Linked DNA regions of Homo sapiens: all the other regions are linked to region 7. The links are chromatin loops, found by intact Hi-C in ENCODE. Cell type or tissue: mammary epithelial cell. All regions are shown on one strand.

Region 1 (4,000 bases), 910 kb before region 7:
GTTTCTATAGATAAATTTATACAAAGTGGAATACACAGAGCTTCTGTGTACCATTGCATGTGTACGGTACAATGTGCACAGCTGTGTAAGACAAAACCTCTTCAAGATGTAGAACATGACTCCACCCCAGGAAGTACCCCCTGCCCCATGCATCCATCCTCACCCTCATCTCCACAAAGGCTGTTCTCCATGGTTTCATGTTTTCAGAACAAAAAATGTTTTCCCTCATTCAGAATTTCACATGAGAATTTATACTCTGCATAGTCTTCTGTGTACAGCTTCATTTATTCTAGTATTATGTTTTTGAGACTCTTTTACATTATTGCATGTAAACACACTTTGTTCCTTTTAATTTCTGAGTAGTATTTTATTGTATGAATAGATTCCAGTTTATTTATTCACTCTCCTGTTGATAGATACCTGTGATGTCTCTATTTTTTGCTATTTTGAATAAATGTAACATAAAAATTCTTGTATATGGCTTTTTTTGGAAGACATGTTTTTATTTTTCTTGGATAAAATAAATTCCAAGCACATTTATGTAGCCTCCATGAAAGGCCCCACAACAGAGGGTGGAGTGCATCGTAAAAGAAATCAGGGCTATTTCTGACCCTGGGGCCACAGTGCTGCAGGGAGCTAGACTCACCTCCACCTCCTCACCCTTTACCCAGGACACCTAGAGTTTGCTGGAAAGAGTTGGACAGGAATGGAGCCAGAGTTTAATCTTTTCCGACGGTGAGGAAGTGATTGCTTTTCTCTTTAGTCTATGTCTGTGGACATGCTGGAGACATGCCACTCCAGGCAGGCAGCTGGGACCCTAGCAATGGAACCTTATGTCCCCAGTCAGTGGGGCCTGGCAGAGATTTCTGATCCAAAGAAAACACTGCTACCCTGAGTGACTCAAGAGTATAAAGGGTTAGGTCTCAGTCCAGGTTTCTGACCCAACATACAACCCGCATTGACTCTGTGTGTTCAATATACACCACCCAGTAGTAAAATCAAGAATAAACAACCTTAACCAACTCTATCTTAATTACAGAAAAGTTATTACATTTATACAAAATAATACCCTCACAGCAGAAACAGTGCACAAATCAGTACATGCACCATCAGCCATCTGATCCCCAAACGCTCTTTTTTCTAACCCTACACCCCAAACTCCATGTCTCAGAAAACAATAATTGGTTATTATTATCCCTCACAGTTCTGTGGACTAATTGGGCACAGTGAGTGGTTCTCTCTCTGGGTCTCTCAAGTCGTTTAAATCAGATGGTGTTTGGCCTGGAGTCATCCAAAAGGCTTGCTCACTCACAGGTCTAGACATTGATGCTTGATGGCACCTCAGGAGGGGATGCTGGGCAGAATGCTTACATGGGACCTCCCTGTGTGGCCACAACAAAATGTGGCTTCCTCCTGGCTTGGCAGCTGGGTTCCAAGAGCAAGCATCACAAGGCAGAGAGAGCCAGGCTGAAGCAGTAATTCTTTTTAAGACCCAGCCTTGGAAGTCACCCAGTGCCACCACATTCTATTCAGTTGAGAGGAATTACCAAGGCCAGGACACACTCAAGGAAAGGGGACTCGGGCTCCACTTCTTGCTGGGAGGCATGTCAAATAATTTTTAGATGTGGTGTGAAGTCATCAGTTTTTTAAAAAGCCCTATGCACTGTACTGCCATAGGAAAACAAAACAGAGAGCCAGGCGCTTGGGTGTCCATGCTTAGAGAATGAATGTGTACATGCTTAGAGATCCTGACCTGCAGATGTCACCAGAGCTGTGTTTCTTGTAAGACTCTACAGGATGCAGGGATGCTGTTAAACACAGCCACCACCCTTGGCTGCTCGGTCTGTCTGGGCATGTGCCGCACTCACTGCTCCCATCATTAATATGCCAAAAGGGGTCCATGCCACTCCCCACTTGCCTTTTTTCTCACAGCAACATGGAATGGGACAAGGGAGTCTCTGGCATCCTTGGCAAGGGCAGTGGTCAGTGAGCCTAAGAATGTGCTAAGTGGTTGTTGGAGTTGATGTTCTCTGTAACTCCTAAGGAAAGGAAGCTTGTGGCTTGCAGTGTCCGTGTGCAGGATGTGAGTCAGATCTAAAGGAATAGATTCTTACTGTCACTTTTGATATTCCCTAACTCCCTAACCCTAAATCTAATTCATGAGGCGAGACTTCCCCAGTAAAAGGAACCACTTGCTAAGACAACAACAGCAAATGCCTGTGTTCTATGTGGCCAGTTCCCTTCCTCTGAGTCCCTGGTAGACACGACTAGCTAAAAAGATAATTGTTTTCTTGCTGTGCCTAAAAGTATGCATATGTGTGTGTGTGTGTGTGTGTGTGTGTGTGTGTGTGTGTGTGTGACTATGGATAGAAAATTCAATGGCAAAAAGAATGCACCTATTGCACTGGGCAAGCAACGTAACTTTTCTGAGTCCCAGGTTGCTTTCCTGTGAGACAATATTAATGCCTGCCTGTGGACTTCTGCGAATTGAATGCATCACTAGGGATTTTGAAGCAGGAGGGGCTGTTGTTATTTGTGATCAGCACTGCATGGCAAGGCGGGCAGCGGGAGCCCCGCCGCAGGCTTCTGTAAAGAAAGCTGCTGGCTGAGCGCTCCCAGTGTGGCAGCAGCTGGCACGTCTTGTCCTCTAGGGTGTTGGGACCCAGTGTACCATCCAAGGCTGGGCTGGCAGCTTCTCTGTCTATTCTTCAGTCGAATAAATGTCTTTCTTGTCTTAATTACCTCCTTGAGGGCTGAGCATGCCGGTTCTCAAGCTAAAGGGCTAGAGCACTGGAAAGTGGGAATTGTAATAAAAAAGCAACCCTCCCTTCAAGTGGTACTTCTTCCTAATAATGAAGGCTCTATGCATGCTCTCGTCTTGTAAATAACTTCTACCTGGGTCCTATTCGCCTCTCAGCAGCTTTTTAGGAGATTTTGTTGCAAAACATTTTCCACAGAAGTGGAACTGAGACAAAAACAAGGAATGTACTGATACAGTGTTCCTTTTCAGGGTAGGTAGTGGGTGTGGGGAGGGGATAGAGGAGGAGAGGAGAAACTAGCTTGCAAGCTCCAGTTTTTTTTTTTCTTTTTTATTATACTTTAAGTTCTGGGATACATGTGCAGAACATGCAGGTTTGTTACATAAGTATACACATGCCATGGTGGTTTGCTGCATTCATCAACTAGTCACCTACATTAGGCATTTCTTCTAATGCTATCCTTCCCCTAGCCCTCCACCGCCTGACAGGCCCCAGTGTATGATGTTCCACTCCCTGTGTCCATGTGTTCTCATTGTTCAACTCCCACTTATGGATGAGAACATGCGGTGTTTGGTTTTCGGGGGTTCCTATGCTAGTTTGTTGAGAATGATGTTTTCCAGCGTCATACATGTCCGGGCAAAGGACATGAACTCATCTTTTATGGCTGCATATGGCTCCATAGTGTATATGTGCTACATTTTCTTTATCCAGTCTATCACTGATGGGCATTTGGGTTGGTTCCAAGTCTTTGCTATTGTGAATAGTGCTGCAATAAACATCTGTGTGCATGTGTCTTTATAGTAGAATGATTTATAATCCTTTGGGTATATACCCAGTAATGGGATTGCTGGATCAAATGGTATTTCTGGTTCTAGATCCTTGAGGAATCGGCACACTGCCTTCCACAATGGTTGAACTAATTTACATTCCAACCAACAGTGTAAAAGCGTTCCTATTTCTCCACATCCTCTCTAGCATCTGTTGTTTCCTAACTTTTTAATGATCGTCATTCTAACTGGCGTGAGATGGTATCTCATTGTGGTTTTGATTTGCACCAGTTCCAGGGGGCATGGCTGAGAAAATGACAGGTGCAGTGAGAGAAGGCCTGGCCAGCAGGATCATTGCTGCTGGGAATCCATCCCACCTGTGAGCCCGCACCCTCAAAACCCATCTGATCCGATCTCCAGTGAGAAATAGGAGCACTCGTGGAAACCTTCTAGGCCATTTAATCCACTGGCCTC
Region 2 (4,000 bases), 1.5 Mb before region 7:
AAGGTTTCCTCATGGATGGTTTATATAATTTTTTTCTAGGATTGGGCCACACTTTCCTATTCCTTTGTATATCTTGTGATTTTTGTTGTTGTTGCTGAAAATTGGGCATTTTGAATATTACAATGTGGTTACCCTGGAAATCAGATTATCTCCATTCCCTAGAGTTTGTTATTATTTTTTCTTCTTGATGAATGTTGTCCTCTATTTCTTTAGTGATTTCTCCAAACTAATTTTGCAAAGACTGGATTCTTTGTCATTTGTGGTCACTGAAGTCTCTGTTTCATTATCTCAGTGGTCAACAGTGACATTCCAGAGATTTCCTTAAGTATCTGGAGTGAAAGAAAAAAAGAAAGGGAGAAATAAATAAATACATGAATGAAACGAGAAAACAAGAAAGAGAGAAGATACTCGTGTTTTGACTTTTGCAGCTTGGCTCTGAGCTGGGACAGGAGTTCCTTCAGTGCTAAGCCAGGCTTCCTGCAACTATGCCTTAGCTTTTGCCTCTTGCTTGCCTGGAGCCCACAGATCTGTCAGAGGTACAAGCCTGGGGTCCTTTTAGATGTTTTCTCATATGTGTCCTGTTCTGGGCCTGTGTGTTATCTTCTATCTTTGCCAGCATACACAGTAGCCCTTCTGAGCTCTTATTCTTCCAACAACCTTCCTTTTTGGGCTCCTTCTTTTTGGCTTTTGGTCTGCCAGTTGCCTGAGCACAGTTCCCTACACCAGGTGGAAAGAAAAGGTCAAGAAAAAGGTCAATTTAGTCTTCCAGGGAACCATCAGACAGATGAATACACAGTACCATAAAACTTTAAGAATAAACTCTGTATTAACCCCTGGCACCAGAAAGCCACACAGGGAATGCAGCCTTCTGTCATCATGGCTGATGCTGCTGTGCTAGGGAATGGAAGGAAGGTGGATGAGCAAAAATGCCACTAGGCTTTCTTACCAAAGCTAGCTTCCCTTTTCTTTATTAAGCCACCCCTTTGTGGCTGTACATTTGAGATTAGAGCTCAGTGTTTAAAAACGTTGATTATTTCAGTCTTTGACAGCTTATGATTGTTTCAACGGAGGGATCAATTCTTTAAGCAATGTATACCATCATTTTCTGTGACATCATCCCTGGTTGCCTCTTGATGAAAACATTATTCCTTTCTTGCCAGACATGTATTCAAATTAATATTGTTGCTAGATCTTGTGTGGCACAATCAAGATGCCCAATAGTCTTTTGAGGATGTGTAAAAAGAGTTTGTGAAGTCCTCCTCACTTATTTGTAGTTTGCATCTTGGTTAGTGCTAAATAAATGGTGCTCCTGAAGTCCCTGAAGCTGATCTTCACTCATGCACCGTTTAAGCATTCATTCATAGCATTAATTTGTCAAATGCTTTTGAAGGATCAACACTTTTTTTTCAGAAAGAGCAGGTAATGATATGACTCTTTTTATAAAAAATGCACTTTTCAACACCTTTGCCCACTCTTGGTAGGTTTACTCATCCACCTGTACTTGACCATAAGTTACTCAAGTCTTACTGTCGCAGCTTCCAGGCCTGCATAAGCCACGTTAAAAACTGAACTGTTTTGCTTGAAGTAAGGGTGAAGCTTGGAGCCCCCATGCTTGCTTCTTGCTCCTTTCCTGCATGCTTCTGTGGAACCACCTTAGTACAGTTTATTTGAAGATGTAATAGAACTAGACTGCAATATTATACTCCACCAGAAGATGTCACTGTAACATGTGGTTTATACATGCTGAATATATGGTAACGGAATAATGGCGAACCTTCCATTTTCTCAGTGAATCAAAAAGAGAAAGAAAAACGTAGTTTTGGCCAACTTATATATAAAAACTTTGAAGGTGAGAAAGAGATAGTCAATATCTACTCATAATGTTTAATTAACTCATTTAGTTACATATACATATTTGAAATAATATATAGAATCATTAATTTGTAAATATCACTTTATTTTCATTCATATTTCATGGAACAACTTTATGAAAGTTCCTTACATGCTTATCTTTCATAAGTGTCTTTATTGTCACTAGAGACACTTAAAAACCTTTTATTTGAAAATACTTTCAAACTTACAGGAAAGTTGCAAGAATAAGAATAGAACATGGAATATTCATATACTCTTTTCCCACATTCACCTTTTATTAACATTTTGTTCATTTGCTTTATCTTGTTTTCTCTTTCCCTGTCTCTGTGCTATATATCTATATCTATATCTATATCTATCTATATCTATATATCCATTTAGTTATCACTAAATACGTTGGTAAGTATTTCCTAAGAAAAAGCATTCTCACACACTCTTTGGTTCAAATAACAACTTCAGGCCGGGCACAGTGGCTCACACCTGTAATCCCAGCACTTTGGGAGGCCGAGGCGGGTGGATCGCCTGAGGTCAGGAGTTCGAGACCAGCCTGGTCAGCATGGTTAAACCCTCGTCTCTACTAAAACTACAAAAATTAGCCAGGCGGGATGGTGTGTGCCTGTAATCCCAGCTACTTGGGAGGCTGAAGCAGGAGAATCGCTTGAACCCGGGAGGTGGAGGTTGCAGTGAGCTGAGGTCGAGCCATTATACTCCAGCCTGGGTGACAGAGCGAGACTCCCTCTCAAACAGACAAACAAATGAACAAGCAAATAACAACTTCAGTAACTTTTTTTCTAATCTGTTAACCATATTCCAGTGTTGTCAATTGTCCCAGTAATGTCCTTTACAGCATTTCTCCTGCTCCTATAGAGAACCCGTCTAGGATCAGGTATTGCATTTGCTGCTCTGTCATTCTACTCTCCTTTAATCTGGAACATTGCCATAGCCTTTCCTTGTCTCTTATAACTTTGGTATTTTTGAAGAATGTAGTCACTTTCCCTCTCCCCCCAACTTTTTAAATAGAATGGTGCCTAATGTTTCCTCATGGCTAGATTTGGGTTATGTATCCTAGGCCAGAATGCTAGAGAGGCGATGCTGTGTCCCCCTCAGGGCAGCCCATCTCGAGGCATATGGTGCCTGTCTGTTTCTCAGTGGTGATGTTAATTTTCATCACCTGGTCAAGGTGTTGTTCAGTTTCTCCATGGGAGTGCCACCCACATTCCAGGAATGCTGCTAAGCATTCAACTTATATTTTTCACAATTAATCCTGATGGCAATTTGCAAGCTGGTCTTCAGTCTTCTCACTATCCAGATATGGCAACTAGTGCCCACCAAGATTGAGATTCCACAGCACATATGGGTGAGGCTGGTGTTCGGATATGGTGCATCTGACTTTCCACGTCTCCACTGTGTTTCCCAGACTGAGATGTTCTGATTAGGTTTCCATAAGCCAGCACCATCTTATGCTATCTGCTTTATTTATGAAACTCTGCCAAAGTGACTGCACAATATAGTAAGGCTAATGTGTGGTCTTCAGAGTTACCTACGTACGACCTTGAGCTTCTCAATATTCATATGTGGTAGAAAAATAGAGAAAATTCCCATTGTGAGCTGCTATATCAGGATTGGCAAACATAAGAAACTACAGTAACTGTAGAGTTATAATTTTTATTAAGGAAATCAGAAATATATATTTTCAATTCTCCAGAAGCATTTTGTTCCTGATTTCCAAGTCTCACTGCAATTACTAGTTAATAAAAACATGTTTTAATATGCTGGCAGAAAATTGATACTATTTCCAATCTGTGCCATGAAACAAATAAAATGTGGGGAGAAATTGAGCTCTCATTTCAGAAATGGGAAATGGATTTTTAAAAGTTCAGATCATTACCAAGGGTAATTTTCTTATAATAAGTTTAACACCTACTTGCTCAATGCAAAACTTTGCCAGGGAAAATTGTTACTTTTCAAACACAATAAAGAAGGCTGTAACCTATTCCAAGAGCTGTCTATTCTAAAAGTCATTGTGTGCTTAGGTCCAGCAGTCTGTGCCTGCCCAGGGCTGGGGCAGGGCCCATGGGACTGCAGGTGCCCCGCTCAGGGTGTGCGTTCCTCAGCAGGATGGAAAGGC
Region 3 (4,000 bases), 1.6 Mb before region 7:
CTGACCTCACTTGAGCCCAGTATTTACAGAAGTCTCTGGCATTGTGGAAAACTAAGGGTCCCACAGTGACAAGACTTGTTTTCCCACAGCTGCAGAACCCTTCATCGCTCCCTGAGGAGACTCAGCTCAGAGCACAGCATGTGACAGACACATGGCTATGCAATGCCATCTAGATGTCATAGAGGAGGTAACAGGGTGCTTTGGAAGGACATGTGGTTTCAGGACCACCTTCTAGGATGATGTTTTTATGGGCAGATGCAAGCTTGCTTTGGAATGTCAGGACATCAGGCCAATCCTGCCCTGGGGCCACCTTGTCCAACATCACCCTCCCATCTAGGCTGCCAGGCTGGCGAGCCCCCAATGGACCCTGCCTCCCCTAAGGCCTTACTTACCCCCACCAGGACATTTCAGCATCATTACTGGATGGGAAGGTGGAAATCCAGTCACTGTTTTGTTATATAGCCACGATTCCTAACTTGTGTGGGGAAAAGTTTACATCTTTATTGTCACAAGCCTTTAACTGAAATTGAGCATTCCCATTCATCATAAATTACAGACAGCAAGCCGTGGTGTTAATAGTACTATAACTTTGTCACCAATAGAAATCCAGATAATTTCATCTTCTTCTAGTTATGAATAGAAGAACATTTATATCATTCATTATGTCAAAATTTCAGTTGTTGTTAGGCCTGATGTTAGATCATGTGAGTTAGTGAGTTAATAAATACATTTTTTTTTTTTTGAGGCAGGGTCTCTGTCTGCCGACAAGGCTGGAGTGCAGTGGTGCAGTCTCGGTTCACTGCAACTTCCACCTCCCAGGCTCAAGCAATCCTTCCACCTCAGCCTCCCAAGTAGCTGGGACTACAGGCACATGTGCCACCATGCCTGGCTAATTTTTGTATTTTTTTGTAGAGGCAAGGTTTTGCTATATTGCCCAGGCTGGTCTCGAACTCCTAAGCTCAAGCCATCCACACACCTCAGCCTCCCAAAGTGCTGGGATTACAGGTATGAGCCACTGTGCCCGGCCAATACATATATCCAAATTTTTAAATTTTGTTTTTGATGGAGTCTTGCTCTGTCACCCAGGCTAAAGTGCATGGTACAATCTCGGCTCACTGCCATCTCCACCTCCCAGGTTCCAGTGATTCTCATGCCTCAACCTCCTGAGTAGCTGGGACTACAGGCATGCACCACCATGCCCCGCTAATTTTTTGTATTTTTGGTAGAGATGGGGTTTCACCATATGGCCAGGCTTGTCTCAAACTCCTGATCTCAAGGGATTTGCCCATTTCGGCCTCCTAAAGTGCTGGGATTACAGACGTGAGCCATCGTGCTGGGCCAAAAAGTTTAATTTTAAATATTTGAATTTTTTTTTTTTTTTTTTTTTTTTTGGCAGAGTCTCTCTCTGTCGCCCAGGCTGGAGTGCAACGGCATGATCTCGGCTCACTGCAACCTCCATCTCCCGGTTCAAGCGATTCTCTTGCTTTGGCCTCCCGAGTAGCTGGGACTACAGATATGCATCACCGTGCCCGTTTTCTTTTTGTATTTTTAGTAGAGACAGTTTTCCCACATTGGCCAGGCTGATCTCGAACTCCTGACCTCTGGTGATCCGTCCACCTCGGCCTCCCAAAGTGTTGGGATTATAGGTGTGAGCCATCACGCCTGGCCTAATACTTGAATAATATTTTAAAGCAATTGGTGCTCTTGGTAATTCTATATGTTTTATTTTTTGCATTTAAGGCATTATTCTGAGAAGAGGTCTGTAGGCTTCACCACACTGCCAATGGGGTCCATGGCATACACAGGGAAAAACCATTAAGAACCCTGAGTAAATTTCAAAATCCCAGACCTGTCATTTGGCAGAGACACCACCAGGGAGCAGAATAACAAAAAGAATGTGAGCTCCAGGCTGCAAAGTCCAAAAGGGAGAAGGTAATCTACACGCGCTTTATCCAAACCTGTGACTGAGTGCCAAAAAGGAAGGAGCCTTAGAGAGCGAGCCCCATAGGATATTGTCATCTGGGGAGATTGAGGCAGGTAGGCGCAGAGCCTGAGTGAGGAAAACCCAGGTCCCGCAGCTCCCAGTCCTTTTCCACTGCACCCCACTGGACCGCCAGCTGCTTCTTAGGACCTGGCTAATGAAGCAGAACGTGGCACCACTCCTGTCCTGGACGTTACCCACCTTCTCACTCTAGATGGTAGAGAAGACCGTGGATCACCTGGGGACACAGGTGAAAGGCCTGCTGGGCCTGCTAGAGGACCTGGCCTGGAACCTGCCCGGGGGACCCTTCAGCCCCGTCCCCGACCTCCTCGGAAAAGGTGAGCAGTGCAGGTGGCAGAGGACAGCCTCTGGGCTGCTGTCATCTGGCGCTGTGCAGGCGAGACGGGGACGGCTGCTACGCCGCACAGGTGTAGCCTGGATAGCAGGGAGGGTCCCAGCGCCCCCTGGGGACGGAATCGGGACCGCATCATCCCTGCTCCCCTCCCCTACCACCCCGCCCCCACACCCGGTCGCTGCCTCCCAGCGTCAAATGAGGTTCTGGAAGAGCCGGCCCTAGATGACATCTCAGCACAACCCCGGCGCAGAGAAGCTACCTGCTTCATTGGCCTTCTCACGACTGGAGCTCCTCAGTTCCTTTCATTTCCCCCTGAGGAGCCACTCCTGTTCCACCCCAAAACCGTCGCAGGGAAGACGGGCACCCCCACTGATCAGGCAGGGATGGGGTTGCACTCTGTTCTCTCCTTGATCCCTGTGTCCCTGGCGCAGGAGGAGTTCCCGGGGGCTGGGGAGGGGAGGGAAGGCACTGCTGAGCACCACGGGGGCGGGTACCCTGCAGCACCCCAGCTTGCTCAGTGGAGGCCGCTGCTTTCTTTCAGATGGCTTCTGAGCCCCGGAGCTGGAGCCCAGCAGCTGGAGGTGGTGCACCTGCCAGGCAGCACCCTCTGATAGCCAGCGCTGTCCTCTCGCCTTCCTTCCTCAGCTTCGTGTGAAATAAAAGCTACTGTTTTTGGTCTCCTCTGTGTCTGCTGACAGAGTAACCCGTTTACAGCCCCCTCTCCCTCCACTTCCATGCCTGGGGGAGGCCGGCCACCCCCTCCAGGCTCAGACCTGGGGACACGCCCACTCCCGCCATCTGTGCTTTAGCATTCCCTTATTTATAGGGGCAGATGGAGCAGGGGTTGATTCACAGAGGTGGGGGCCCTTCGAGTGGCCTTGCGTCTCAAAATGTGGCCATAGGTGAGAAGCAAGGGGAGCACGGTCTCAGGACCCACCCGGACTCCTTAATCCAAATCTGCATTGCAATCAGACCCCCAGGGAATTTATGTGTCCATTAAAGAGGTTTGTTGTTGTTTTAAAAAAAATTTCCTATGAAGTGGAATTCAATGTAAAATTCATCATTCTAACCATTTTAAATTGTGTAAGGCTGGGGGCAGTGGCTTACGCCTATAATCCTAGCATTTTGGGAGGCCAAGGTAGGAGGATCACTTGAGCCCAGGAGTTTGAGACCAGCCTGGACAACATGGTGAAACCCCATCCCTACAAAAAATACAAAAATTAGCCTGGCATGGTGGCATGGTGGTGCATGCCTGTAATCCCAGCTACTCAGGAGGCTGGGGTAGGAGGATCACCTGAGCCCTGGAGACCAAGGCTGCGGTGAGCCATGATTGTGCCACTGCACTCCAGCCTGGGTGACAGAGTGAGACCTTGTCTCAAAAAAATAATGATAATAAAATAAATAAATTGTACAAATGCAGTGGCGTCCAGTACATTCAGAAGTTGTGCAGTCATCACCGCCAGTTCCAGAACATTGTTCTCACTCTAGAAAGAAACTCTGTATCTATCAAGCAGTCACATCCCATTCCTGCTGCCCCCCACCCCCCCTGGAAACCACTGATCTCTGTCTCCATGAACTTGCCTCCTCTGGACATTTTAAATACAGTAGTCCTGCTTTATCTGTGGTTTCACCTTCCATGGTTTCAGTTACCTGAAGTCAACCAC
Region 4 (4,000 bases), 210 kb before region 7:
CTCTCCTTCTCTCTCCCTCCAAATAGCTTCCTGCAGTATGCTAACCCTTCTTGTGATCATGTGAGATGATAAAACGCCTACATGATGAGATGAAGTGAGGTGAATGACATAGGCATTGTCACATAAATGGAAAATCCCAGAGGTAAACAATGTGTGAGTTTTAAGTTGCACAGCATTCTGAGTAGCGCCCAGGATGTGAATCCTCCCTATGCCCAGCACGTCCATGCTGCAGACACTGCCCACCCATTAAGTCACTTAGTAGCCATCTTGCTTATCAGATGGGCTGTTGTGGTATTTCAGTGCTTGCCTTCAAGTAATCCTTATTTTACTTAATAATAACCTAAAGCACCAGAGTAGCAGCAGAATATGTTCAGACCACGGTTGACCACTAGTAAATGAAACCTCAGACACAAAGCCATTGATAAGGGAAGGACTCCTATGCTAGGGAAACAGGGAGGGTGTGGATGAAAAAGAGTGCAGGTGTAAGAGAGATCAAATCCTCAACGTCCACCAGAGTAAGTCTACAGATAAAGCCTAAACTGATCAAATATGTGTGTGTATAACAGTATAAGAACATTATTGAGGAAGAGAGAGATGTGTAAATATTAGCAAAATAAAAGAAGCTGAAAGGTTATAAACGTAATTGCCTCTGGATTTAGGAAGTCTGGTGACAAGTTTAACATATCCTTTGTAGAAGCCAAGTAGAAACTGCCTCTTCACTCTCTGAAGGTTCACTGAAAAGCCACTGACAAATGGCATATTAATAGGAGAAAAGGCATACAAATATATTAACATGCATGGGAGTCACACAAAATACAAGAACTCAAAGAAACAGCCACATGGTTGATGCTGATGCTTTTATACCATCTTGAGGTTACAGAAAGAATGGGGGCTCCAACCATGGCCAAGAACAGGTAATGGAAGGGGGAGAAGAGGAGGCCTGGCTACCAGAGGTGGTCTTGTTGTGTAGATGAGAACTCACAGGCTGCAGCCCTCAGATAGAACAGATGCTAAATGTTTATTTAACACCTCTAAGGGGTGGCCTTTAAGGGTGTCAGACTCCTGGTTAACCATTCCTAGACAGGACAAAGGAAGACCTCAAATAAAGTCGGCTGCATCAGTGCAGGTTTTCTGCACAGATGCAAATCTCCCCCCAAAAGACAGCTTTGCAGGGCTACTTCTGTCTGCAGGCCCTCTGAATGGCCATCTCAAAATACACCAAAGAAATGTATCTTGGGGTGAAATATCTTGGTATCCTTCACTATACCCCTGTGAAACACCACCATCACAATCAAGATGATGAACACATCCATTGTCCCCAAAATCTTCCACATGCCCCTGGCTCTCACCCCCTCCCAGTCCCAAGGCAACCACTGAGATTTCTATCACTATAAATTCCTTTGCGTTTTCTACAACTGTATATAAATTAAAACATACAGCAATTATTCTTTTTATTCTGGTTTCTGTGGCACAGCAAAATTTTTTTAGTTATCTTTTTTTTGTAGTGAAAACATTTAACATCTACTCTCATAGCAAATTTCAAGTATGAAATGCAGCATTATCAACTTTAGTTACCATGCTATACATGAGACATCCAGAACTTATACATCCTGAATATCTGAAACTTTATACTCTTTGACTAGCATCTTCTGGTTCCCTCCATCCCCCAGTCCCTGAAAACAACCATTCTCCTCTCTGCCTCTATGAGTTTGACTTTCTTAGATTCCGCATTTAAGCGAATCATGCAGTGTTTGTCTTTCTGTGCCTGACTTATTTCACTTAATGTCCTCCTGGTTCATCCATGTTATTGCAAATGACAGAATTTCTTCTTTCTAAGGATAAATATTATTCCATTCTGTGTGTGTGTGTGTGTGTGTGTGTGTGTATGGGGGGGTGTGTAGGTACATAAATAAATAAAAAAATATATATATATCTCTTATATATGTAACATGTGCTTAGGCTGATTTCATATCTTGGCTATTGTGAAAATACCGCAGTGAACACAGGACTGAAGATATCTCTTTGAGAAACTAACTTTATTTTATTTGGCTATATACCCAGAAGTAGAATTGCTAGATCATATATTAGTTTCATTTTTAATTTTTTGAGGTACCTCCATATTATATCTCTTAGTGGCTGTGCCAATTTACATTCCCATCAACAGTGAACAAGGGTTCCCTTTTCTCCACATCCTCACCAATACTTGTTATCTTTGGAGGTTTTGTAGTTGTTGTAGTTAGCCATTCTAACCAGTGTGAGGTGATATTTCATTGAGGTTTTGATTTGCATTTCCCTGATGATTAGTGACATTGAGCCCCTTTTCAAGTACCTGTTGGCCATTTGTATGTATCCTTTGGAAAAAAATGTCAATTTAAGTCATTTGCCCATTTTCTTTGTTTGTTTGGTTTTGGTTTTGGTTTTGAAACAGTCTCACTCTGTTGCCCAGGCTGGAGTGCAGTGACGTGATCTCAGCTCACTGTAACCTCCGCCTTCCAGGTTCAAGCGGTTCTCAAGCCTCAGCCTCCCAAATAGCTGGAGGCTAATTTTTGTATTTTTAGTAGAAATGGGGTTTCCCCATGTTGACCAGGCTGGTCTCGAACTCCTGACCTGAAGTGATCTGCCAACCTCGACCTCCCAAAGTGCTGGGATTAGAGGTGTGAGCCACCACTCCCAGCACTTTGCCCATTTTTAATCAGACTGTCTTCTCATTATTGAGTGTTTGAGTTTGTACATATTTTTCATATTAACCCCTTATCGGATGTATGGTTTGTAAATATATCCTCCCATACTGTAGGTTGTCTCTTTACCCTGTTGATTTTTTTTCCTTTGCTGTACAGAAGCTTTTTAGTTTCTATAAAAAAAAAATAGACAATCCCATTTGTCTATTTTTGCTTCAGTTGCCTGTGCTTTGGGAGGTTGTATTCAAAATAACACTACCCAAACCAATGTCAAGAAGATTTTTTGTTTGCTTCTAGCAGTTTTATGGATTCAGGTCTTAAGTTTAAGTTTTCAATCCATTTTGAGTTGATTTTTGTACATAGGCTGAGACAAAGTTTCACTTTCATTGCTGTGTATGTGAATATCCAGTTTCCCCAACACCGTTTACTGAAGACACAATCCTTACACCACAGTGCATTCTTGGCATCGTTGTTGAAGATCAGTCTGTTATAAATGTATGGATTTACTCCTGCGCTCTCTATTCTGTTCTACTGGTCTCTATATCTGTTTTTACAGCACTACCACACTCCTTTGATTACTATTGCTCTGTAGTATACTTCTAAACCAGGAAGCATCATGCCTCCAGCTTCATTCTTCTTGCTCAAGATTGTCTTGGCGATTTTGGGTCTTTGATGGTTTCCTATGAATTTTAGATTTGGTTTTTCTATTTTTGTGAAAAATGCCACAGCACCCTCCAAAGTCAGCCCCACGGCCAACCTAAACCCCATCCACCCGGCCTCAGGAGGGCTTCCCAGGTATCCTTAGCCTTCCCATGCTCTCTTCTGTTCATGTAAGGACCATGCATGTTGGATAAGGCAGAGCACAGGAGTTATGACAGTGGGCCCTGGGTTCAAATCCTAGCTCTACCACTCCGGATTTGGAGCCTAAGGTAGGTTACTTAATCTCTCCGTGCCTCAATTTCCTCACTTGTAAAGTGGGGAGAAGACTCCTGGTAAGGCTGGATAAAGTTATCGTATGGACACTTGGAATGGTGGCCAACGGGTAGGACCCACTCCTGCAGGTGGGTTACTGTCAGCATTACCTCACACTCTTTTTCAAAGGGGCCCAGGAGAAATCAGAGTCCCTGGGGACCAGGGACCAGGCCTATAACAAATGTGCACACAACAGCTGCTCAATAAAAACAGTGGGTGGTGAGACAGGAAGAGAAGGGAACTAGTGAGTGCCCCATGCCCACCCTGTGCCAGGGTCAGGCACTGGACTTTGAGCTTTCCCCTGTGGATCCTGCATCCTCATCACCATCCAGGGTGGGTGTGACAACCAT
Region 5 (4,000 bases), 980 kb before region 7:
TGGAGGCTCGACCCCCACCCCCGCAGCTGCGCAGAGTTGGGGAGATTCTGGCAAAGGCTGCTCTTCCAAAGGCCTGTGGGGAGGTCCTTGCAATGGCAGGTGGGATGGCTAGAGTGGTTCATGACATGCCCAGAGCCTGGCCTTTATCTCATGCAACAGGCACCTACTGCCTGTGCCAGCACAGTGCCTGTCCTGCATCAGGGCTTGCGGGGGTCAGAGGTGGGGACACCCCAGAGGGAGACTGCTGCAGCAGAGGTGGGGGCTGCACTAACCTGGAAGACCCTGTGGAGAAGACACATTGGCAGGTCAAGGCCTGGGCTCTGGAGCTGGAAGGGTGGGCTGAATCCGTGAGGCCCTTTGGGGCCCACTGGCTCACATTCCTAAGGAGGAAGCATTTCCCCTGAGGGCATGTGGGAGCTGCTCCCCCAGGGTGGGGTGGGTGAGCTGGGAGAGCCACCAGGTGGAGGTGAAGGTGTGGGTCAGAGCCCCATAGTCAGCTGTTAGATTGTTTCTAAAACAAAAGTAAAGGGGGTCTGAATGAGGTTGAGTTTCTCTTTAGGGCAATAGGCACATACTTTGGCCGACTCAGACGCCTGTTCTCCTCCATTTTCTTGGCTTGTTTTCTGAAGAAATAAGTCTCACAGCACTGTGGAGGGTGTGTGTGTGTGTGTGTGTGCATATCTTTTGGGGTGCGGGCTATTTTCTCCAGTCTCCAGTGGGAGGTCACCTCATAGCCCCGCTCATTTCCTCCAGCCATGGGACAGCATGTGGTGGTTAGTGACCTGCATTTGATAACTCAGCATGGGTGAATGGAATTGAGATGTACAACAAATCATAAATGTGAATACTTCTACATTATACAGAATACGTTCGTGTCAAAATATTTATTCATAAACAGATAATAGGATGAATGTGTCTCTATAACTTAAAATCAAACATATAATTAAATTGATTATATGATTTTGAATCCTCAAGAATAGTCATTTAAAGACAGATGATTTTGAATGAAGAACATAAATAATAAAATTGATAAAGTAATTGTGGTGGAATTTGAGTCAATCATGCCGTCAGTTCTTTCCCATTTTCTGTTCAGAGGTACGCAACCCCTCGATTATTCTCACGGATGTAAAAATTGGCTTCACTTAAAGTGTCTAATAATACTTAATGGTAATCGGTTGGACATGCTCTGCCTGACCCAGATGTAGTTAGCTCTAGGGTCTTGCCAGCTGGGACTGGGAAGCCAAGACTTTAGGGACCACACTGCTCTGTTTGCCTCCTATATGATATCTTGTGAAATATGACATTAACAATGATTTCCAATAAATGGGACATGATGCATTCAGTCCAAAGTTTTGCTGCAGCTTTAAGAAAGAAACAAATAGGAGTCTAGTTGAGCAAAAGCAGCCTCAGAAAGAAGTGACCAGACCAGCAACAGCGTACCATGGATGAGCCAGGTCTTTTTGGCCAATTCTCAGGGCCCTGAAAAGGAGGCATGAAGGCCGACATTTAATAGAGCCTTAATAAACATTTGTGAGTGAATGAATAAATTATATGAGTGATTGCATTTTATTCATCCATGTCCCTGCGTTGGACATTTAGGCTTTGTAGATGGGTGTTATAAATGATGGTGAAACGCACATCACATGCTCATCTCCTTTATGCCTTCAGGTGCTAGAGTTTCTCTAGCATCCATTCCTAATTATTTTCCAGAGCTGTGTTCCAGTATTCCTCTGCACTAATAGTGTGACATGGTTTTATTTTCCTTGAACCTTTGCCAGTTGAGATTGAACATTAGGTAGGCAGAGACCAAGTCTACTTAACTCCTTTTAAAGTCACCATCTGCAGGGTGTCAGACCTGCTATCTGTCTTCCAAATACCCATTCCCTCCTCCTTTTACTACGGAACGCAGATGTTTCAGAGTCCTTAGTAGTATCCTTAGCATTAAACTCCCCACTTCCCTAACAGTAGAGATGATAATGGGTTACAGCTCAAGCACATAAAGTGTTGGTAGAAATCCCTCAGAAGGACACACTTTTCATGAGTGGAAAGGCCCAGCCTTGTTGAGAAGGAGTTTCTCTGCCCATTTGCACCTCTAGAACCTGCCTAGGAGGGGATGTGAGACCATGAGGCGTAGCATCTACCTTGTGGCATGAAGTGACGTGCATAAGGATTAAACCTCATCAACTGCAGTAGATTCCAGAGGGCTCTGCCAAGACCTGTCCCCCATATATTGAGAGTGGTAGCTGAAGACACAACTGTGTTGCTTCTTAAGGTTGCCCTTGGCCTAAAGGAGGCGCCACAGCCCAGGCAATGATGGGCTGATGTGGAATATGGAGGGCCTGCATTTGGGATGACTCTGAGGGGCATCCCAGCTCCAGAGACTCCTTAGGATTGACTGAGGCATGAGTTGTTACTGCTTTGCTGTTCAGCATCTCCCACTGCCCAGACCTGCCTTCCTCATGTCCCTAACTGGTACGTCTCCTGAAAGCTCTCCCCAGTAAACCCTCTTAAGGAAATGCCTGGTCTCACATCTGTTTCCAATGAACCCAATCTGAAACATTCAGAAGGGATAACAGAGCACATGTATTGAAAAGGCCCGATGTCATTGCTCAGCTATCACACCTGCCCTGTTTTCCCAGACATTTTGTAATATGTGACAAATAGCACCTTTTCTATTTAGGCTACTGTCATTGGAATTTCTGTTACTTACCCAGACACAGTTCTAACTGATTTATGGAGCCCCATATGCTTGGCAAGGGGCCAAGGTCCTGACAAACACAGGGGTGTTAGGAGTTTTCATGTTTTCCATGATATTACAAGGTTATGTACATAAAACGGAGGTCAATATAGTTCTATGGTCCTCAGCTTCCTCTCCTCCCACGCCTCCAACCCCATTTTTGTCTCATGCTCTAGCAATTTGGAAGTGCCTGTGGAACACCACGCTGTGTTTTCTTCCTCTTTGGCACACATGCTATTCTCATCTGAGAAGTTTCCCGTGCACTTAGAAAACACGTCATCCTTTTCAACCCAGTTCTGGCTGACTGCTCTCCTTCTGTGGGAGATATGGCTCTCTGCTGGCACCATGCCCCTTATCCCCTCTACCTTGAGACTATAGTCCTGAACTATATCAACTTAACTAAATTCGAACTACTGTTCCCTGAATTCCCTCTTGTATGGTTTTGGGTAAGGGTTGACCAGAAAAGAAAGGAGTTTGTATAAGATTTTGGAGGCAGAGGTGAACCAGCAGGCTCTGCGTATGCTCTGAAGTACCATGTAGGGCACCAGACACTGCTGGGCTGGGGACTCTTGTCTCTGCCCTGCTGGCTCGCCTTGCTGCCTCCTGGCTCCTGCAGTTCTAGCAGACTGCCTCTTTCAGCTGCTCCAAGTTCTGGGTAGCGCATACATCACTTCTTTGCAAATGGCATCAGCTTTTCCTACAGGTCACCCATGCCATTAAGGGTGAAGACTGTGAGAGACAGATGTGGGGTCCAGTTTATCCTCACAGATTCCAGTGTGTCTTTATGGGATCCAGTCATGCGAATAGCTTCCAGTTTGTCCTTGCAATCCCTCATGTCACTTCCAGTCTTCCTCCTGACTAATGGCCAGGCTGACTTAAGGCTCAGAACCAACACGAGGCATAAAGATAAAGGCTTACATAGACTGCTTAACCATCTCCAAAAATTACAAATGGTCCAAACCTGTTCATTACTCCCTTATTCCATATAACTCACAGTGGTTCTGATCCTGTGGTTGAAGACCAGCTGATATACACTTAGTAATAAATACGTGATGTATTCAGAGTGTCAAAGTGCTCAAATAAAATACTACATTTCCCACATACCATTGCAGTAAGAAGGGCCAATGAGATGTAAGGGACATCATTGGGTGGAGCTTCTAGGAAATGGCCAGGGTCTTCCTCTTGCTCCTTTACCTTCCCTTTCCTTCTCTCTGGAACTTAGACAAAAGGCTTGAGCTCCAGCAGCCATTATGTGACCTTGAG
Region 6 (4,000 bases), 100 kb before region 7:
AACATGCATCTGAGCACTGGGTCACATACCCTTGCTCCTCTAAAGAATTCTCCCGGCACAGAGGAGGCATCAGTGATTCTGTGCTGAATACATGAACTGAAAAGGCTGAAAAGTCACTGATTCCAGGCTCAGTAAATAGATGACAAGAGAACGATTGGCCTCCCACCCAATGTCCTTGACAGACATAGCTAATCAATCACCACATGCTTCCCTGCCAGGGCCCAGGCTAACCTCATAGGCTCAATAGAGCACCCCAAACAGCCACTACCAAGCAATCACAGTTGGCCAGTTTGTCCATCCCAATTTAGCCATTTACATGCTGAGCCCCAGGGAGAGGGAGAGAGCTCTCCCAGCTAGTTCATGACAGCTCTCCAGACACTCCCTCCATATCCCAGGCTGAGTTCACCTGTGTTGGTCTCATGTCCCTGGACACAGCACATTCTCAAAGGGCCCAGACCAAGTCCCTGCCCCACATGGAATCTAGCTCAAGGCATGTGGTGACCAGAACTCATGTAGCCATTCAGATTTTCAACTCCCAAGAGTGCACATCCTGCATAATCCTGAGACTAAGAATATGATGGACTTTGCTCCTGAGATTAAGTTCTATCATGTGACACACTGACTCTAAGATTGGGAGATGGTTCTGGTGGGCCTGACCTGATTGCATGAGCCATTTATTTATTTATTTATTGAGATGGAGTCTCCCTCTGCTGCCCAGGCTGGAGTGCAGTGGCGCAGTCTCACTGCAACCGCCGCCTCCCGAGTTCAAGCGATTCTTCTGCCTCAGCCTCCCAAGTAGCTGGAACTACAGGCTCGCACCACCTCACCCAGCTAATTTTTGTATTTTTAGTAGAGATGGGGTTTCACCATATTGGCCAAATTGGTCTCAAACTCCTGACCTTGTGATTCACCCTCCTCGGCCTCCCAAGGTGCTGGGATTACAGGCATGAGCCACCACGCCCAGCCCCTGCATGAGCCCTTTAAAGTAGAGAGTGTCCTTCCTCTGCTAGCGACAGAAGAGCAAGTCAGAGCTTGGAAGCATGAGAAGGACTCTCTGTGCCTTTGCTGGCCTGAAGACAGACAGGCCACCTGGCAAACGGTGCAGCAGCCTTCAGAAGCTGAGAGCAGCCCCAGCTGACAGCAGCAAGGGAACAGCACCTTAGTCCTGCAACCACAAAGAACCGAGTCCTGGCAACAAAGAATGAGCTAGGAAGAGTTTTCCCACCCCGCCCCCAGCCTCCAGAAGAGGACTCAGTCCAATCAAAACCTTCATTCTCCCATCGTGATTCCCTGAGCAGGATGCTCAGCCACAGCAAGCTGGACTTTTGACTTACAGAAGGAGGAGCAAAAAAATAGGTGTTTCTTTAAGCTGCTGTGTCCTGGCGATTTGTTACACAGCACAGAAAACTAATCCAGGGCAATGTGCAACGAAGGCTCAAGGAACTCATCTGAAGTGAATGAAATTGGGTCACACTTGATCTGCTGGGGCCAGAGGAGGATCTGCCTTGAACTCAATTCTTTCTCCTTAGACACTAGGAGAAGTGCCAGCGGCTCCACCACCATGTTCTCATCATGCCTTAAGCAAATCTGACTCAACGAAAGAAAATTCTCACTATGCTCCAAGAGCATATTAATAGAAGCAGGAAGGAGAGAAATCCTAGGCAGACAGGGGCAGGTCCCCAGTGAAACCCGACATTCAAGCCAAAAACAGTCTGAAACCCACAGACCAGAGTGAGAACTTCTATTCCTGTTTGCCTGCTCTCTCCCAGTTGGTTCCTTCTGAATAATGCCTTTTAACCAATCGAATGTTGCCTTTTCCAATACTACCTGTGGCCCACCGGCCCCTATGTGGTACCTATAAATACCCTAGACTCAGTCAGTAGAGGGAAGACAGCCTGACTTTGGGGAGGAGACCTCCTGACTTTGGGAGAAGATGACCTGCCCTTCCCATCCCCTCTCTAGCTCCCCTCTCCACTGAGAGCTGTTTTCATCACTCAATAAAATTCTCCACCCTCACCATCCTTCAATCATCAAACGTGACCTCATTCTTCTTGGATGCTGGACAAGAGCTCAGGACCTACCGAGTGCGGGTACCCGGAGAGGCTGTCACACTGGCCCTATGCCCTCACCAGTGGAGGACAGCTGCCCCATGAGATGGGGCAAGGGGCTGACTGAGCTGCTAACGCACCACCATCCATCGGGCTGTGGATGGCAGAACTAAAAGAGCTAATTAGCATGCTAATACCCTCTCTGGGGCTTCAGGGTCATGGCTACCCTTGTCTGGGCGCTGCTGCATTCCCCTCGAAGCCACACACCTGGTCTGGCTGCGGGCCCTGCACAGAGCTTGCTCCTGTGTCAGTGGAGTGGCCGGCTGGATCCTGCACTCACTTGCTCAAGTGCTCCCTCCTGCAAGGGGCTGAGAACAGCGAGCCGAGTAGACCAGGCACCCCTGCCGCGAGTCTGGCGAAGGGGCCAAGAAAAGTCCTGCATTGATATGAACTAGAACCATCCCTGACCAGCTCATCAAAAGCTGCTGTAGATTTTCCTGAGGAGGCAGGAGGTGGCCCCTTTGGCATCTCTGGCCCACTGCAGGGTAAGAAGAAAAGGGAGGAGGCTTTGAGGGACATCAGACTACTTTCTTTTTCACAAAGCTTCAGAATTCCTGTTGCTGAAGCCATCCTTTTAAGCCTTGCACCCCTAACAGTGTCTAGCCCCAGCAGGCTTATCTCAAGCCAGTGTGTTACCTGCCTTGGCACTACCGCCCAAGACCTGCTGTCCTCCACAGAACATAAGCCCCCCATGGGCAGGAGTTACCATCTTGCCCAGTGCCCCATGCCCTTCGCCAGCATACTGCCAGGTGCGTAGGAGGCATCCACAAACACCTCATGGGTTGTAAATGCCTCGGGAGCCAGCAAACCGCACACAACAGCACACAGAAAACACGTGTGAGGTAAACTTCTGAGCGGCCACAGCTGGGGTGAGCGGGAGCACTACAATTCTTACAACTGGTCGTGCATGACCCCAGACTCACACATACACAGGGAAGATCAATCACATGCATTGTCAGCTCTCTCTCACAACACACCACTAAAATGATATCAATAGATTTAAATATATATATATAAGCTCATAAGGACTGAGAGAATGGGAGAGAAGACAGCAGCAAATCCAAGAATGCAATACATTTTGGAATCTAGAAAATGGATGGAGGAGAGTAACTGAGCTGGAGAGCCCAGGCAGCTGCCCTCAGTGAGGCACAGAGGCAATGCCAAGAGGAAGTGATCCCTGGCCCCAAGCCACCCTCTGGGCCCAGGAGAGGGGAGCCCAGAGCACACCTGAGGGGCAGCAGGAAGCGTGGGCCACAAAATGTATTATTCCAGCCAAGACAATCTGGGGAGGGGTGCTATTAATAATTATACCAGGACAACAGATGCAGCCTGGGCTGGCCTGGGGGCGGAAATCCTGGTACTGGCAAAAGTTCGTGTCTTCGTCTGTTTTGTGCTGCTAAAACAGACTACCACAGCCTGGGTAATTTATAAAGAACAGAAATGTATTTCTCACAATTCTGGAGACTGGGAAGTCCGACATCAAGGCGCCAGCATCTAGTTAAAACCTTTGTGCTATGTCATCCCATGACAGAAGACAAGAGGGCAAGAGAGACAGAGACAGAGAGAGAGCAAGAGAGGACCAAACTCTTATTTAAAAAAACACTCTCTCAGTAAGGAACGCACTCCCTTGATAGGGACATTAATCCATTCCTGAGAGCTCTGCGTCTTTTGGGTCTATTAATCACCTCTTAGAGATCTCACCTCTCAGCATTATAGTATTGGGGATTAAGTTTCCAGCACATGAACTGTGGGGAATACTAACATTCAGTGATAATGGCACTAGACACTCAAGGACCCTCACTCCTCACTGAGACCGCAAGTATAGTGGAGGGAAGGCCTGATGTGCAGAGAGACGTGGAGGATGATGACGTCTGCACTCAAAATGGGGAAAC
Region 7 (4,000 bases):
CTCTGTGACCTTGGCAAGTGGCCTCATGTCCCTGGGGCTCAGCCTCCCCATCTGTAAGGAGAGGCCCACAGAGCTGCTGTTGGATTATAAGAGATGTGACTGACAAGGGCTCAGCACGCAGACCTTGCCCATAGGGTGATTATTGTTGTCAAAGACACAGCCTGAGGCCCTGGGTGGAGCACAGCCTCCAGCCCAGCAGGTGTGAGCCATACCCCATCCCGTCTGCTGACAGAAATGTGCCTCCCTCTTTTCTGCTGGCCTGAACAGCACCACAGCACTTGTCACCAGCCCAGGCCTTCAGCCAGGTGGACGACCTGGTGTACCACACACCCATGGTGTGACCCTGTCCCTGGATGCTCTGAGAATAGAGGAGATGCTGTTGCTGCCCCATAGGCCCTGGGCCCAGAGAAGGACGCAGACTCCTCCCACCAGGAGCCAAGGTTACCCTCCCCCAACCCTGAGTGTCTAATTCCCACGAACTCTCCTTCTTAAAGGAGGGCAGGGAGAGAAACGAACAGCAAGAACCATAGCTATTTGGTGCAAAAAGAAACGTGGTCACTGAGAGATTCCAGGAAGTGTCAAGGCCAGCCAGGTTTACCGCTGCCGTGCTGAGCCCTGGCCTAGGGACAGGTGAGCCCCCTCCCCACAGTGCCACAGGGGCGGGCAGGGCCTGCTCCATAAAGCCATCATTGTGTCCCACCTCTGTGCCCCCACCCAGGGCCCGGGTCCCACCAAGGCCCTGGGGCCCTGCCCAAGAAGAAGCTTCCATCAGAACAGTCAACTGACTTGTCAAGCCAACTGTAATCTAGCAAGAGGGCGACTCTTTAATAGCAGTGGCGATGAATGGAGGTAAAAAGAGCAGGACCTGGTGACGAGGAGCATGGGGGCCGGCCATCATCCTCCAGGAAGGGCACTGGCACCAAGTGAATTCCACAGACAGAGGGGTGGCCAGTCCAGCCAGCAGAGAGTGGAGCAGAGTGGGAGCTGGTCCCGAGCCCCAACGATCAGGCAAGGCTGCCTGGAGGGCACTGACCATGCCCTTCTAGGCATCAGGGCCCAGGACTGAGGCCACCTTCTTCCACCTGTGCCCCGGCCCCTGGTGGCTTAGGCAGCTGGGGTGGGAGCAGCAAGCACCCCATGGTTGAGTGACTTTTCTCGGACTAGAACATTTCACCCTCAAAAGAGCCGCCATCCACCCCACCCCACCCCCAGGGAACATCCCCAACAGTGGAGCTTGTCAAGCTGCTCAGTGCCCTCTCTGGTGGCTCCCCCGACCCGGCCGAGTCGGAACCCCTCTGGGCAGTGAATGACAGCCATCTGGGAGGAGACCCACTGGCCACCGGAAGCTGCGAGCAGTCACCCCCCACCCCATCCAGGCTGTGATCCCGCCTCCACCCTAGTCGTCTAAAGACATGTCCCTTGGGAAGTTTCAAGCAGAAGAACCAGGACGATGCCCTTGGGGCAACGTTACCAGGTCCCTGTCCTGCCTCCCAAGCTGGCAGAACCCGCCAGGCCTGCCCACAGTCCCGCTGCCCGGGGAGGAGGGTGGGCTCCACTGGACAGACTCCGAATCCCGGCCAGGCAGCAGTCCAAGCCCCCCACTTGCCAACAACCCCACGTCACACGCGAGGGCAGGGGGCCAGCCAGGGGGAGGTCACCGAGCCAGCAGGGCGGGGGGGGCGGGCAAGGGCCGGGGAAGCCCAGGACCACGCTGCCCCTACGAATTGCTCAGGTTCTCCTCTTCTGTTTATCCTACCCTCTTCCCCTAAGGACTGAAGCGGGCCTGGAGGGCCTAGAGAAAGGGCACAAAGAACAGCGAGGCCCTGGGCGGGCGTGGAGGGAGGGGAATGGCCCTTCCGAAGCCCCGGGCCTCTTCCAGCGCGGTCCTCGAACCGAACCGCAGGACCCCTGCTGTCCCCGGGCAGCGGCCGGAGCGCGTCCCTCGGGTCCTGGGAAGACCTGCCGCGTCTGCGGGCTGCCTGGGAGCCCAGGCGCCCCGCGGTGCTGGGGGAGGAGCCCGGCACGGGGCCGCTGGGCGGCAAAGGGGCCGCGGGCTCCCTGGAGGAGGCGGCTGCGGACGGGGCCTGGCGACCTCGGAGAAGGTGGCGTCCACGGCGCGCAGCCCGGCGCCCCAAGCCTGCCGCCGGGTCGGGGTCGGGGCCGGGGCCGGGCCCCGCGGGTCCGCGCGAGCCGGAGTCCCCTCTAAAAGTTTGTCCCCAAACGAAACCCCTCTCTCTGCCCCGCGTGGGCAGCGGGGCCAGCCCCACGGGAGGCTCTGAGGACAGACACGACTGCCCTCCTCCACCCCTTGGCAAACAACAATGGGCGGCCGCCGGACGAACGACGAGGGAAGCGAGTGTGGAAAATCCCCCAATTTTTTGCAAAGTCAACCGCGGGCGCTCGGGGGCCGGGCCGCGTGCTGCCCCCGCGCGGCCGTCCGCGGGACTGTGCGCCGGGAGGGGGCGCCGCTGTTGATCTCGTGGTTCTCAGACTCTGAGACCGCACGGTGGGCCGGGAATGAGGCTTCATTCCTGAAGCCGAATGTTAATGCCTCTTCTGGGATCATCACAGCCTGCCACTAAGCCGTGTTCTTTTACTTTTCTTTGCCATTAAGTCAGAGATCACGCATTAAAGAATTGGTGAAGTGGATCTTCAGGGGACAAAGCCACTGAGCAGAAGAGCTGCCAGTGCTTTTCCTTGGACCCCACAAGCAGTCAGGGCCAGAAGCTGCCCCTAGCAAACACTTAGCTCATATGCACTCTCGGGGCTGGGGCAAACCTTGGCCACGCAGGAGATCACCCAGGGAAGAAAGGAAACAGCGCGCAGAGCGCGCCTCCTGAGACCCTGGCTGTGTCCGCTGACCTCCTGGAACCCCACGCCAGCCCCAGACTGTGCGTTTCTATCCATTTTCCAAGACATGACACTGAGGACTCATCGCGGGGAGTAGCGGGAAGTGGTGGGGAGTAGCGTGATGCAAGCTGCCCCGCCAACGAGGGCTCGAGCTGCCTTCCACTCGGCTCAAGTGTCCACTGATTGATGGGTGGCTCATCTGACTTGACTTTCAGAGCCCAGAAACTCACCTACAGCCTTAGGGTCTCAGGTGCCTGTGCAGGGCTTCAATCAAAGTGGAAGACTGAGCAAAGTCCTGTAGCCAGCCAGGCAGATTTCCCTCCTCTTAAAAGAATTCTAGAAAGAAAGGGCTTCCTGGCTAATGTGAGTGCTTCCCATCAGCCAGTGTGGCAGGTATGAAGTTGGATTAAATAGCTTGTTCTGGGAGATGTTGCTCCATGGGTCAGGCTGCTCTGGCTCCCATTCAAGGGTGGGACCTTATCACAGGCACTTCGTCCCTGCCTGGGCCTCAGTTTCCCCCTTGGGACAGTGAGATCATCACAGGGTGGAGCCATGGCCCAAGTACCGATGGCTTCGTTGGCCTTCGGAGCTGCTCCAGCTTTCCCTTGAACACTCTGGGCCCACGTTCCCCCTTGGTGGCAGTGACGGTCACCAGGCTCTCAGGAGTGGCCCCTGTAGACGCTCTCATCCCTGGCCTAGGGAGCTGGGGCAAGTGCAGAGGTGGGGAAGGGGAGGGTTCTGGGGCTCACAGCAGGAATCAGGATCCCAGCTCTGCTGACTCTCATGGGGTGAGAGTGGTTGACCTTGGAACCAGGGTCTTAACCCCTTTGAACCTCAGTTTTCTCTTCTGTAAATGGATATCACAGCCTACCCCCGCAGATTTGCTGATGGAATTGGAAATGACACCTCTACAATGCCTGGCACCCAGCAGGTCTCCAAAAGAGCAGCCTTAATTATGATGTAGCACGAGGATCCTTATCTGGGTAAGGACATCTGGGGGGTGGACCCGGGGCAGCTGTGCTCCCCTAGGCCACACAGGAAGGCTCCCCAGGGCTCAGGCACAGACTGCGTCAAGGGGCTGCAGGCAGGTCCAAGCACACTGCAGGGCGGCCCCACCTGTGTCCCATGGGGACTGCACCCCCACTCCTAT

Evidence for each region. Hi-C counts contacts between places; a loop is a spot of excess contacts. Peaks named below come from ENCODE experiments on the same cell type or tissue, not always from the same donor. Only the 100,000 strongest peaks of a DNase experiment are listed, where the experiment ranks them.
Region 1: a loop joins it to region 7, with 9 times the contacts of the local background. A loop is called at or near these places in 2 of 110 quality-filtered maps.
Region 2: a loop joins it to region 7, with 12 times the contacts of the local background. A loop is called at or near these places in 19 of 110 quality-filtered maps.
Region 3: it touches region 7 in a loop (9-fold over the local background); 10 of 110 quality-filtered maps call a loop at or near these places.
Region 4: a loop joins it to region 7, with 13 times the contacts of the local background. A loop is called at or near these places in 46 of 110 quality-filtered maps.
Region 5: it touches region 7 in a loop (9-fold over the local background); 2 of 110 quality-filtered maps call a loop at or near these places.
Region 6: it touches region 7 in a loop (2.3-fold over the local background); 5 of 110 quality-filtered maps call a loop at or near these places.

The regions. Positions count from the first base shown.
Region 1 is chr2:129,232,017-129,236,016 of GRCh38, reverse strand. No RefSeq gene overlaps it. Among named protein-coding and RNA genes, the nearest start is that of LINC01854, 40 kb to the left of the region's middle. In mammary epithelial cell, a CTCF peak has its summit at 1,748 (motif pointing right); no DNase peak of the experiment used is centred here.
Region 2 is chr2:129,847,473-129,851,472 of GRCh38, reverse strand. No RefSeq gene overlaps it. Among named protein-coding and RNA genes, the nearest start is that of LINC02572, 28 kb to the left of the region's middle. In mammary epithelial cell, a CTCF peak has its summit at 1,711 (motif pointing right); no DNase peak of the experiment used is centred here.
Region 3 is chr2:129,921,877-129,925,876 of GRCh38, reverse strand. It overlaps LINC01856 (long intergenic non-protein coding RNA 1856), which reads right to left and starts at 2,700. Exons shown (of 4, transcript NR_110285.1): 1 at 2,596-2,700. It also overlaps the pseudogene PLAC9P1. RefSeq lists enhancers at 1,764-2,577, 2,578-3,393. In mammary epithelial cell, CTCF peaks have their summits at 1,866 (motif pointing right) and 2,879; no DNase peak of the experiment used is centred here; H3K27me3 peaks cover 757 bases.
Region 4 is chr2:128,530,312-128,534,311 of GRCh38, reverse strand. The region is part of intron 1 of LOC105373611 (a long non-coding RNA gene); the gene reads right to left. Among named protein-coding and RNA genes, the nearest start is that of HS6ST1, 210 kb to the right of the region's middle. In mammary epithelial cell, a CTCF peak has its summit at 2,256; no DNase peak of the experiment used is centred here.
Region 5 is chr2:129,295,916-129,299,915 of GRCh38, reverse strand. No RefSeq gene overlaps it. Among named protein-coding and RNA genes, the nearest start is that of LINC01854, 24 kb to the right of the region's middle. RefSeq lists an enhancer at 101-602. In mammary epithelial cell, a CTCF peak has its summit at 2,293 (motif pointing right); no DNase peak of the experiment used is centred here.
Region 6 is chr2:128,420,346-128,424,345 of GRCh38, reverse strand. All of the region lies in intron 1 of LOC105373611 (a long non-coding RNA gene), which reads right to left. Among named protein-coding and RNA genes, the nearest start is that of HS6ST1, 100 kb to the right of the region's middle. In mammary epithelial cell, no CTCF peak of the experiment used is centred here; a DNase peak (open chromatin) is centred at 1,605; H3K27ac peaks cover 424 bases.
Region 7 is chr2:128,320,413-128,324,412 of GRCh38, reverse strand. No RefSeq gene overlaps it. Among named protein-coding and RNA genes, the nearest start is that of HS6ST1, 3.5 kb to the right of the region's middle. RefSeq lists an enhancer at 578-1,510 and silencers at 1,977-2,186, 2,227-2,546. In mammary epithelial cell, a CTCF peak has its summit at 2,432 (motif pointing right); a DNase peak (open chromatin) is centred at 2,452; H3K4me3 peaks cover 718 bases; H3K27ac peaks cover 285 bases.